Linked DNA regions of Homo sapiens: region 1 is linked to region 2. Evidence: read pairs that join two places in POLR2A ChIA-PET (ENCODE). Cell type or tissue: OCI-LY7. All regions are shown on one strand. Links, peaks and the distances in the headings refer to the core of each region. The heading gives the core; the rest is flanking DNA.

Region 1 (6,699 bases), core at 1,887-4,386, 55 kb before region 2:
CATCTTTTGATGAGCAATCTTGAAACTGGATTCTGTTTCAACAACTGTGCTTATGCTTTAAAGGGGAAGACATGCTGACCCTTCTGGTGGCACCTTTCAGGGTGCAGAGGATTGCTGTGGTGCTAGCTTTGATGGATTGTTTGCAAAAGTGGCTGCAATTATTCAGCTCCCTCTGCAGTGGTGGAGTCTGTGTCCACTCCGCTTGACTCTCAGCTGATCCTGTGGCCTGCTTAGACCAAGAGACTGCAAAAGAAGTGACTGTCTGTGCTGAGCCCTCATCTCTAGAGACAATGCACGCTTCCACCTGCCCCTTTCAAACTCTGCTGAGCTGCCTTGTGAACAAACAGCCCAGGCTCCTCATCCAGCCCAATCCAGAGGCAGAGCAGATGGCAGTTGCTTGAGGGAAGGCATCTGAGGTCAGCAGAACTAGAGATTCACCAGAAGGAACTTATGGCTGTTATTTTAAGACACTAAGTTTTGGGTTGCTTTGCTAATATGCTCATAGTTCCATTTCTCTTCGGAGACAGGTCAAACGGATAAGTCCCACCCTGTTCTTGGGAGCAACATTAAACAGTAGTCTGGGACAAAGGTTTCTCACAGAAACTTCACGAGCATGATAGACTCCATATGTTTCAATAACAGGCAAAGTATCTTTCTGTGAAAGTCACACTCAGATTTTGTGTAATTTACTGAAGAACTCCAGTTAAAAGCCACAATATTTTATTTCCATCTTTTTCCTAAGAGTGGAAAAAAACCATTAAATGTGTGATACATTTTAGGGGCTTCAGACTTAAAGGAGAATTTAATTGAGGGTCTTCAGGACCTCTGATCTTTCAAAATCCTCTAGTGGTGCCATTCACACAGCATTGGCCAAATTTTGGGGGTCGTGTCTGAAATGTTTGGATAACAAAAAAGTCTTTTTAGGTTAAAAATTATTTTACTTGATTTCTTTTCTTAAGTAATATTTACAGGGTACTTTATCTTTTTTACTTTATCTCTTACAGAACATTTAAACCTTATAACTTTAAGATGTAGGTATTATCCCCCAAACCCTCCCCCACAAAACACACATGATACATGAAAAAAACTGAGGCTCAGAGAGATGAAGTCACTTCCCATAATGGAAGAGGCAGGGCATGTTCTTATTACCATCTGACACCAAAACTCATCCTTTTTCCGCATGTTAGTAAATGATCAGAGGTTTGGCATCAGATAGTATATTTCCTTTAAGGCCTTCAAAATGTTAATCATTTCTCTTCTTGCACATTTTTTTTTTTAGAGACGGAATTTCGTTCTTGTTGCCCAGGCTGGAGTGCAATGGTGCGATCTCAGCTCACTGCAACCTCTGCCTCCCTGGTTCAAGTGATTCTCCTGCTTCAGCCTCCTGAGTAGCTGGGATTACAGGCACGCGCCACCACACCTGGCTAATTTTGTGTTTTTAGTAGAGATGGGGTTTTACCATGCTGTCCAGGCTAGTCTCGAACTCCTGACCTCAGGTGATCCACCCGCCTTGGCCTCCCAAAGTGCTGGGATTACAGGCATGAGCCTTCATACCCGGTCAAACATCTGTCTTTAATTTAGAAAATACGGAGTAAAGAAATCATTAACTTATAAGTATAAGCCATTTAATTTTTTAAAAAGGTCAAGTCCAGTTGATCACACCTGTAATCCCAGCACTTTGGGAGGTGGAGGCAGGTGGATCACTTGAGACCAGGAGTTCGAGAGCAGCTTGGGCAACATGGCGAAACCCTGTCTCTACAAAAAATACAAAAATTAGCCCCATGTGGTGACGCATGCCTGCAGTCCCAGCTATTCAGGAGGCTGAGGTAGGAGGACAGCTTGAGCCTGGGAGGCAGAGGTTGCAGTGAGCCATGATAGTGCCACTATGCTCCAGCCTGGGCAACAGAGCCAGACCATGCCTCCAAAAAACACAAACACATACACACACACACACACACACACACACACACACACACAACCCCACAAAAAATCCCATAAGTTCTCTCCAGTCTTACTTGTATGCTCAGCTTTCAAATGTTTATAATGTACCACTAACGTTACTAGTGCATGGCGTTCACCCTTCCTGTCAACATTTTATTATGAATATTTTAAAAGTCCAGAAAAATCAAAAGTTTTTTCTTTTCTTTGACAGAGTCTTGCTCTGTCACCCAGTCTGGAGTGCAGTGGTGAGATCCCAGCTCACTACAACCTCCACCTCCCAGGTTCATGTGATTCTCCTGCCTCAGCCTCCGGAGTAGCTGGAACTACAGGTGCACACCACCACACCCGGCTAATTTTTATATTTTTAGCAGAGATGGGGTTTTGCCAGTGTTGGCCAGGCTGGTCTTGAACTCCTGACCTCAAGTGATCTGCCCGCCTTGGCCTCTCAAAGTGCTGGCATTACAAGCATGAGCCACTGCTCCTAGTCAAAAGATTTTTAAAGCAAACACCCATACACTTAGGCCTAGATCTACAATTGACATCTTACACTACTTGCTCTAGCATAGCATCAAATCATCTAGCCATCCCTATCCATCCACCAACCTATCTGTATTCACCTTTAATTGGATAGGTAGGTAGCCCAGGACAAAAGACTGTTAAGAATATTGCTTTGTGAGCAAAGGTTTTTCACTTCACCTTGGCACCAGGTTCTGCAGACAAAACCACCAATGATCTGTAAGTCAACTTCAAAGGAAGGACACCAATAAAAGCGCCAACTGCAATCAGTTTCAAAATGACTTACATAGTCTGAATGGTGGCATTGCCTGCCTGCTCATAGGAAGGGTTGGCAAGAATGCAACTCCTGCCTGGTGGCCCAGAGAGTGTTCCTTCATTGAAGCTCTAATTCTGAGTCATATTTTGGGTCTGTCTTTATTTTCTTTCTTTCTTTTTTTTTTTTTTAAACTCCTGGGACTTCCTTCTCTATAGTGATACAAACAAAGATAAAAGATAAGGAAAGAAAATCATGGACTAGGGGTCTGTAGAAGGGTAGAAGATTATCTCACGGCTCTGCCAAAGGGGTTAGATATCTGGGACAGAGGGTGAAATCCACTGAGTAGAGAAAACTAAAAAACACATATAGTGGTGGAGAGAAGAGGCAAGGCAACTCCAGAAGAATGATTCAGCTATTATAGAAGTTAGGAGGAAGAGCAGTCAGCATGTGCTACAGAGCTGGGGTTCTGGCAGAGTTCTGGAAGTGGGGCCCTGGAAATACTCCACAACTGTTTTCAACTAGAATAAGGCCCACATAGCCCTATAATTGATTTTATGTCCCAAGCACATGCTACTTCATGTCCCAGACTACTCTCTTAAATAATAATTGAACCAAAGGGACCCCATAATCAGTATTATAAATAGATTTGAGACTTGTGACTTAGGGAGCTCCACAAATTTCAATATATACTGGTTGTTTTTGTAGATGGGGTGGGGTGAGCTCTCTGGCTGCCTGATTATGGTTGCTGGGAGCTTCTCCAGTGAGCGTAGTCCTGCAACTCCTCCTCTCCCTGCTAAAACCACCACCATCCTGCTTGGAGATAAGAAGACGTTTAAAAAATGTTAATACCTATTAAGAGAGCACTCAGAGGAAAACAACTAGAGGAATGGGAAGAGGATGGAAGGAGGGAATTGTGGAGAAACTTACTAATTGTCTTGCAGTAGTCAGTCAGGAAAAATTCTACTCCACCAAAATCTATTATTGGTGTAGTACTTTATTCATGGATTTCCCTGTGGACAAGATTACTGGGACTTTAGCTTAAAAAAAAAACATGAGGGCCTCTGATACTAGTTTGTAAAAGAAAGAAAAAAGAAAAAAAAATCGGCTGGGCTTGGTGGCTCATGCCTGTAATCCCAGCACTTTGGGAGGGCGAGGTGGGCAGATCGCCTGAGGCCAGGAGTTCAAGACCAGCCTGGCCAGCATGGTGAAACCCCGTCTCTACTAAAAATCAAAAATTAGCCAGGTGTGGTGGCACATGCCTGTAATCCCAGCTACTCAGGAGGCTGAGGCAGGAGAATCGCTTGAACCTGAGAGGCAGAGCTTGCAGTGAGCTGAGATTGCACCACTGCATTCCAGCCTGGGTGACAGAGTGAGACTCTGTCTCAAGAAAAAAAAAAAAAATTCAAAAATTAAGCCCAGATCAAAAACAATCCTGTCATCCTATTGGTTATGAAGATAATATGAGGCTGTAACCATTTTGAGAGACAGGGGGTGCTCTTAGTGGGCCTGTAGACCTGCGTGGGCAGAGGGAACAGCAACTGAGCCATGGAAATGAAGATTAAAGGGGAAATTGTGCCATCAGAATCACCGCAGTATCCCAGCTAACCAACCTACCAGCTCAAGGCCTGAATATTGTTGCTGCTGAAACCCTTTTTGTTTCTCCCACACTTCTCTTTGTGTCCTTACAGAAAGGCCCCATTAGCTGAGACCACCTGAGTCTGAATGTGTCTTGGGTCTTTGCAATCTTAAGTAGCTCAAATAACTGGAAGTGGAGACCTCTAATTCTAAGATGGGCTAGCACTCTGGACACTGTATGTATGTGAGGGGGGCAGAGGAAAGAGCTATATAATCTTCACTCACACCTCCATAGCCTTCCTCTTGGGAATTATGAGGACTATAGATATATTAGAGGCAATCTAATTTCATAATTGATTAAATAGGCCTATGTTTATAGCCAGTGGCAATAAGAACAAAGTAGGAACCTAAATCTGACTCCTGGTGAGGCTCACTTTTTACTCTTCTTTTTATTTATCAAGCAGTGCACGTGCTTTCTCTCTCTCTCTCTCTGTCTTCCTGCCCCCACACAACTCAACAATCTTTCCAAGTGAGCATTCTCTCCCTGTTTTCCAGTTGACCTAGTGATGATAGACCTTGGCAAAATGCTATTTAAAAGAGGGATTTTCAGAAGGCTAGGAAGCCCTGGGCTCAGTGATTTCTATGGGCCACTACAGTATTCCATGCTTCCCTTTTGCAGCATTCATACCCACTCTTGAGGTCATGTATTTCTCTCTAGAGTGTATGTTCCATGAGGACAGATACTGTTTGTCTTGTTCACTGCTATATCCTAGCATCTAACACAGACGAATTGCCAGCATAGACTCCGCCAGAATTCCATTATCTGTTCAGCAAACACATACAAAGGACTTACTATGAGCTAGGCACTGGGCCCACGGAAGATGGTAATGGTACAGTGGTTTTCAAAGTGTGGGTCCTGGACCAATGGTATCAACGTCACCCGGGAATTTGTTAGAATTACAAAGGCTCGGGCCTCAACCCAGACCTACAGAATCAGAAACTGAGGGGTTGGCACCAAAAATCTGTGTTTTCACAAGCCCACCAGGTGATTGGTTGCATGCTAATGTTTGAGAACCACTATGCCGGCTTGCCCCAATTATTTATTACAATTGTCCACATTCTTTTCTCCAATTGGAAGGAGTCTATAGCACCTAGCACATGCGTATTGCCAAAAGCTCTTGGTAGTTCCATAGTTCTCAAGCCTTACTGCACTTCAGAATCACCTGGGGTGCTTTCCAAAATTACCAAGGGCTTGGTTTCTCCCCCTTGAGATTCGGCTTCACTTGGTCCTGGGTGTGACCTGGGCATTGATTTTTTTTTTTTTAAGTTCTTCAGATGATTCTAATACACAGCTAAGATTAAGAATCACTGAGGTAGCTGGAAGACTACAAAGGGAGCGGGGAATTGAAACTGAACACACTGAAGGAAGCCAAAGTATTAGGTTGAGTCACATGAAGTTGACCACATATTGTAGGTCAAATCAGTCAAATATTGCCAATTTAACCTACCAGATGTTCTCAACTCCCAAACAGAAGCAGTCATGGTGTGTAGCCAACAAAAGGACCTAGGTAATAGAAAAATCACGGCTGGGTGCGGTGGCTCACGCCTGTAATACCAGCACTTTGGGAGGCCGAGGCAGGTGGATTACCTGAGATCAGGAGTTCAAGACCAGCCTGACCAACATGGAGAAACCCCATCTCTACAAACATCCAAAATTAGCTGGGCATGGTGGAGCATGCCTGTAATCCCAGCTACTCAGGGGGCTGAGGCAGGAATCGCTTGAACCCAGGAGGTGGAGGTTGCGGTAAGCCAAGATCGCGCCATTGCACTCCAGCCTGGGCAACAAGAGCAAAACTCCATCTCAAAAAAAAAAAAAAAAAAGAAGGAAAAGAAAAATCATAAGCTCAGTTACACTGTTTAACTGAAGCAGAATCCATTATCTTCACCACTAATACTGCCATTGTGATTTTTGATTACTTTTCTTCTAGGGCTGGGGTCACAAACTTTTTTTCTGTAAAGGGCCAGATAGTAAATATTTCAGGTTTTGGAGGTCACATGGTCTCTGTTGCAACTATTTCACTCCACCATTGCAGCAGAAAACTAACCATAGATAATATGGGAAATAAAAGGGTGTGGCTGTGTTCCAATAAAACTGCATTTATTAAAACAGGAAGTGGGCCAGATTTGGCCAGGAGCTATAATTTGTCCACCTCTGTTCAACAGTATTGGTTTTTCCGTAAGAATGTTAGAAAGTAGGTGTAAGTTGTTTTAGACTTTTGCATGATGAAACGGCTGGCTTGTGATATGAACTAGCTGTAAGACATACAGAAAGCTTCCCGATGTTGCACAGCCTTTAAGTGACACAACTGAGTATTGTTGGGTTCCTTCGACTCCCATTTAAGCAGAAATTT
Region 2 (6,699 bases), core at 1,806-4,305:
TTAAAGTAGAAAGATACTAAGTTCAGTTTTCCTTTTTTTCTTTGTAAATCATTTTCCTATGTATCATTTTGAGAATTTATAATTTTTCATTTCCCAGATATAGTTTTACATTTTTCCCTCAGTTGTATGACAATAATATGTTTGGGAATATGCATAGTCCAATAAAGAATTCACATGCAGTAATTTTATTAGGCTAATGTTGGATATATTGCTATCTGATAAGCTTATGGAAAAACAGAATCAAATGGAGTTATCAAAATTCTTGTATGGATGAAACTATATTTTTAAACTCATTACAGAATGTTTGTATTTATACATTTTCTCTCTCCATTTATAATTATTACAAAAGTATTTTTAGATGACAACTTTACACATTTCATCACTTTTTTTTTTAAGATCTGCTTGCTACATCAGTTATTTCAGCTGTGGCAGGGCTGCACTGGAGCTAAATTTGGGTACAGCCTTTCATTTGCAGTGCACTAGAAAGGGGTCAGAAAACTCTTTTGTAAAAGACCAGATAGTAAATGCTTTGTAGGCTATGTTGTATATTCTTCTGTGTCTTTCCTTGTCTGTCTTTCTTTTTGTCTTTTTTTACAACCCTTTAAAAATGTAAAAACCGTTTTTAGCTCAAAGGCTGTATTGAGTCTGCAGGCCAACACTAGAGTAGTTGGCCAACACTAGAGCAGTGATCCTCAATCTTTAGAGCCCAAGTGTCCAATCTTTTGGCTTCCCTGGGCCACATTGGAAGAAGGGCCACACATGAAATATACTAACACTAACGATAGCTGATGAGCTTAAAGAAATACCACAAAAAAACTCATAATGTTTTAAGAAAGTTCACAAATTTGCGTTGGGCTGCATTCAAAGCTGTCCTTGGCTATATGCAGCCTGCGGGTCACAGGTTAGACAAACTTGCTTTCGAGTGTATCAGAATTGCTGGGTGTACCCATGAAAGATGCACAGTCCCAGGCTGTCCCCCTAGAGACCATGATTCAGTAGGTTTGAGATGAGGCCTAACAATCTGCATCTTTAACAGTAGTTTTCATGGAAGGTCTGCAGAGCACTGGTTGATAATCTCAGTATCAGAGTGAAGGCAGACTGCTTTGATACACTTTTACCTTTTTTAAAAATAAAAAAATATGTATATTTTTGAGACAGGGTCTCCCTCTATTGCTCAGGCTGGAGTCCAGTGGCACCATCACAGTTCATTGTAGTCTCCACCTCCCAGGCTTAAGTGATTTTTCCATCTCAGCCTCCCAAGTAGCTAGAACTACAGGCATGCACCTCCATGCCCAGTTAATTTTTAAATATTTTGTTGAGAAGAGGTCTCACCATATTGCCCAAGCTGGTCTCAAACTCCTAGGCTCAAGCGCTTGATCCTCCTGCCTCAGCCTCCCAAAGTGCTGGGATTACAGTTGTGAGCCACTGCACCCAGCCCACTTTTACCTTTGCCATTTGTCTCTCACCGCCTTCCTCTCCCTCATTCACTTTCACCTCTCCTGGGCTAAAGATTCAGGCTCTCCATAACCCAAACTAATTTAACTCCGTGAGAAAGTTGGTGCTGCTGACCAGAGGGCTGTAGCTGCCTGTTCCTTCTTCCTTCGCTACTGAACTTCAACCTCAGCTTGAAGGAAAAGGAATCGCTTGATCACATGCTGCTCATCATTAGGATTCTCCTGCTGAAAAAAGCAAGCACTTAAGGGATTTTATTTTACTCTAAGCACTGGAGAAGGGCTGAAGGACAAAATATATATAAAAGATACAAATTCTAGTTTCTTTGCTTCTAATTGCTGGGAAATCCTGGGCACGTGGTGGATCTTTAATCCTCGTGATCCACATCCCAAAGATGAATCAGGCTCATCAATGGTGAAAACAGACCAGATTAGGGGCTCCATGTCTCTACCACCCACCTTTCCTCACCCACTCAACCCAGTTTGGCTCAGGGCATTAAGAGGGAAATAGTTACAGTAAATGGTTAAAATGCAGACAATTCTTAATTATTTCAGTTAATGAAGAAAAGCTGTGGCATGTATAATTGAAATCCATAGTTTTGAGATAAATCTCATGTTGACTCCCCCAGAAAATCTTTTAGTAATGACAGTGGACTAAGTGCTACCTCAGTGTAGCATGTTTCATAGAACCTCCATAACAGTGTAGTATGTTTCATAGAACCTCCATAACAGATAGTGACCAAATAAATTTTTATTTTAAAATGATTCCTGGATTTGGCACTTCTTGTTTGTTTCCGCTCTCCAGATTCTCATCAACTTACATATTCCTATGACAACCAACCCACATATTTTTATTGTTGTTTGAGCTGTCTTGTATAAAAGTTATGAGTCTTTCCATAAAGAGGGAAGGACAGTCCAGAGAAAGTCAAAAGTGAGAGCAAAATCACACAATCAGAATCCACAAGGCATGTTCCCAGCACAGGAAAGAAGGAGCTAGCCAGATTGCCTGAAGCAAGGAGAGCTTTGAAGGCCGGATTCATGTATGTGCGTTGAATAGCAAAGCTATATTATCAGAGCTGTGTGTGTGGAAGATTAATCTATCAGTATTGTCAGATAGATTGGAGTGAGAAGAGACAAGGGGAAGAGGCTAGGTAATTGTCTGGGGTAGGACAGTAACCGTAAGTGGAATGAAAAGGAGGAGGCAGATCAGAAGAACATAGGCAGAGCCTTCAAGACTTAGCAACTGATTGGGTTGCTAAGGATATTAGAGGCACCATTAATAGAAATAGGGAAGTCAAGAGGCGAAGAGAAGTATGCACTGGGAGATTCAAAGAGGAAAGCATGTTTAGATTTCGGTATGTTAAATTTGTGGTTTCTTATGGAAGACATCCGGGTAGAGTTGTTCAGCAGGTGGTAGAGAGTGTGGGATCAGAGCCTGCTGGCGAAGTCAAGCTGGGTCAGGAATACACGGGAGCTAAATTTTGTGAGTTAATTGTTAGACACAGCCATTATTAAAAAGTAAATTATATAAACTTACAGTTAAATATATTTTATTTTAAAAGACAATAAATATTCAAAACTCATCACTTCCTATTTTATGACATTTTCCTATTATCTACATACTTGAGGTTATTTATGTCTATCACACAATGTAATATGTGCTGTTGTGCATCTCTTTCCAATTTCATATGTAGTGATGTAATGTTAGTAACTTGAAATTGGCTCTAGTTGGAGTATTTACACCACAGGAAATGGCAAGTGCTACAAATAAGGGCTTTTTCTTATTGGAAAACTGATTGTTAAACATTCACCAGTAGCACATCAAATAAATGCTTTATTTAAGAGTTTATTTACATGAAGGCAACAACTGTGCTATTTCATAGAGTTGCTAATGTAGAGATCTGACCAAGGGAAAGTCTTTGGATAATATTTAAGAGGTTAAAAGACAGGGCTGAGACTGAGAGGTAGAGGCTGGGTGGAGAGACCTGTTGGGGAATAAAGAAAGTTATATATATATATACACACACACACAAATGTTTTCTTCTTTTAATAAAATTCTGTATTTTTTCAACTGATTTTGAAAGGCTTTGATTTATTTGAGGAAAAGGTGGCTTTCAAATACACACACACATACGTATATACATATATGTTTTGAGACAGAGTCTCGCTCTTATTGCTCAGGCTGGAGTGCAATGGTGCGATCTTGGCTCACGACAACCTCCGCTTCCCGAGTTCAAGCGATTCTCCTGCCACAGCCTCCCGAGTAGCTGGGATTACAGGCACCTTCCACCACGCCCAGCTAATATTTTGTATTTTTAGTAGAGACGGGGTTTCACAATGTTGGCCAGGCTGGTCTCGAACTCCTGACCTCAGGTGGTCCACCCGCCTCAGCCTCCCAAAGTGTTGGGATTACAGGCGTGAGCCACTGCACCCGGCCTCAAATATTTTTATATGTGACACGATAAGAAGCACATCTTACATCCTATCTCAACGCACACGCACACACACACACACACAGAGCTAAGAAAAGTTCTGGCCATGTGTGGTGGCTCACACCTGTAATCCCAGCACTTTTTTGGTATGCCGAGGTGGGAGGATTGCTTGAGACCAGGAGTTTGAGACCAGCCTGGGCAACATAGTGAGACCTTGTCCCTATTAAATAATAATTTTTAAAAGTTTCACAAAACAATACTTACCCCTTACTACCAAGCATGCAATCTGAGACCTCTTCTCTTCTCTTCTCTTCATTCTGGTCAGGATCCCAAAGTTGTTTTCGTGCTCTGTTTATAGGTAGTGAATCGCAGTTTGAAAAACATTGCTGTAGAGGATGAAGGTCTTACCTCTTTCTGCTTTAGAATATCTGTTTTATGGAATCGTTAACTTTTCTCCAAGTGACAGTCCTATCTTTTTAAAGCTTTCGGGGAAATTCTTCAAGACCAGTTTACAGATGTAATTTCTTTCTTTCTTTCTTTCTTTCTTTTTTTTTTTTTTTGACGGAGTCTAGCTCTGTCACCTGGGCTGGAGTGCAATGGCACGATCTCGGCTCACTGCAACCTCTGACTTCCTGGTTCAAGCAATTCTCCTGCCTCAGCCTCCCGAGTAGCTGGGATTACATGCGCCTGCCACCACGCCCAGTTAATTTTTGTATTTTTAGTACAGACGGGGTTTCACTGTGTTGGCCAGGCTGGTCTTGAACTCCTGACCTCGTGATCCGCCTGCCTGGGCCTCCCAAAGTGTTGTGATTACAGGCGTGAGACACTGCACCCGGCCTACAGATGTAATTTCTCTCTTATCTCTTCTCACAACTGTTCTTAGTCAATTCCCCTCCTTCTCTATACTTTCCCACATATGTTATAAATGTAAAATAGCAGCTTTCAAAGTTAGTCAACAAAACAGTAAGCTTTTATTAGTAGAAATGCTAATAGAAACAACAACAACAAAAGATTAATAACATTTAGGGGCTTATTGGAATAACAAATAACAGGGTGTTTAAGGCAGGTTCATCAAATGTATGAGCAGCACACAGTTTCTCTGAGCCTCATATTTCAAACCTTCAATCCATGGAGGCTGCAGTAGAGATCTTTAAAAATGTTTCCAGTCTTTAATATTCTGTTTCTTTCTTAAATACTCAGGTCTCTCAATTTACCTTTGTATCCCTGACAATGTTTCCATAGTTCCTTATAGTTGATAAACACATGTGTTTACTTAGTGTTGGGCACTGTGCAAGGCTTGGGCCTGCAGAAAGAAAGAAGTGGAACTTTTACTAGATGATTCCTGCACATTCAGGGCCTGTTTTCTCTTTCTATTGTCACCACCTTCTTCTAGGCTATTATTACTTCACCCTGAACTACCATAACAGCCCCCTAATTAATTTTCCACCCTGTGGCCACTTTTCCCCCATGCATTCTGCATCCCACTGCTCAATAATCTCATTATACTCACTTTTAGCATGTTAGTCATCTGTTTAAATACCCTTAACTGGCTCCCTAATGTTGACAAGATAGAGATCTGAACTCCTTAACTTGGCATTCCCTATACTGAGCTTGCTCTGGCCTCTGTGCCCAGACAACCTTACCCCCAGGGGTGATAGTATTTAATACCTGAAGTGGCTCATGTATTGGCCAATCAGAGTGGGCCTGGCTATAGACAACCTGCAGGGCTTGACGGGCACACTGACTGCATGCCATTTTGCCTTAGAACACAACCTACCTTTCAGCCTTATCTCTTATCATACTCTGTTCACTCTGTTTCCTCCCCCAAAAAACCATTGGCAATCTCAGGCCTTTGGTTACAAGCATGCCTCCTGCCTGCAATGCCTTCCTTTCTCCTCTCTGCTTATGTAAGTGCTACCCATTCTTCAGGCCCTGCTGAAGTCCAAATCTTCCTTCTGAAGCCTTCTTGGACCTTGCTAATCCACAGTCATTTCTCCCACCTGTGAGTTGTGTTAATACCTACCTTCCCTGACTCTTGTTGAGTGTATGGCCTATGTTACCTTTCTTTGCTATCATCTATCTATCTATGTATCTATCTATGTATCTATCTATGTATCTATCTATCTATCTATCTATCTATCTATCTGTCATCTATTACCTATCTATCTATCTAAGCATCATCTATCTATCTATTTATAAATGTGTCTTATTTCATCTGGAGCCTTCATTATAGGTCAGAGAGGAGAGACAGTATCTTTTACCTTTCTACCTACTCAGTTCCTAGAACGGGGTCTTGAACATAAGTACGTACATAAATCTTTGTTGTGCTGATGACAACTGATGAGAACTAGTTGGAGCTGTTTTATTTATTTTTTATTTAATATACTTATTAGCACGTTATATTTGGCTTTAGAGATTACAACAGGCTGTGCCATATATTATATCATTTAATCCTCACAGCAGTTCATGCCTTTCTGCCTATGTCTCCCCCGCAGGTATTATTTTCCTCAATTCCAGGTCAAGTAACTGAAATTGAAACAGGTGAAGTAATTTGCACAAGGTCACACAGATAACATTTACCAGAGCTGGGACTGTTTAAATGAAGGTTTTTTTGTTCCAAATCCAAAGTTCTTTCCGCTACTCTCTGGCAGCCTTCAACTTTTAACTCCTATGCCTTTATGTTCTTGTAATTCTTCCTGTATTGTGAGTCCTTCAAAGGGATTCAATTCTGTCCTCAGATAAAGGTTGATAACCTTACAAATGATAGCAAAATCATAATTTTAAGCTTACTTGTAGTGCTTTATTTCTATGATTTG

The links. Peaks named below come from ENCODE experiments on the same cell type or tissue, not always from the same donor. Only the 100,000 strongest peaks of a DNase experiment are listed, where the experiment ranks them.
Region 1: POLR2A ChIA-PET joins it to region 2 with 10 read pairs; 8 of 35 experiments call an interaction of 5 or more read pairs at or near these places.

Annotation. Positions count from the first base shown.
Region 1 is chr6:135,227,737-135,234,435 of GRCh38, reverse strand. The region is part of intron 1 of LOC105378011 (a long non-coding RNA gene); the gene reads left to right. Among named protein-coding and RNA genes, the nearest start is that of MIR548A2, 8.1 kb to the left of the region's middle. RefSeq lists enhancers at 124-193, 204-363. In OCI-LY7, for the core only: a CTCF peak has its summit at 4,199; no DNase peak of the experiment used is centred there.
Region 2 is chr6:135,172,749-135,179,447 of GRCh38, reverse strand. No RefSeq gene overlaps it. Among named protein-coding and RNA genes, the nearest start is that of MYB, 5.2 kb to the left of the region's middle. In OCI-LY7, for the core only: no CTCF peak of the experiment used is centred there; a DNase peak (open chromatin) is centred at 2,757.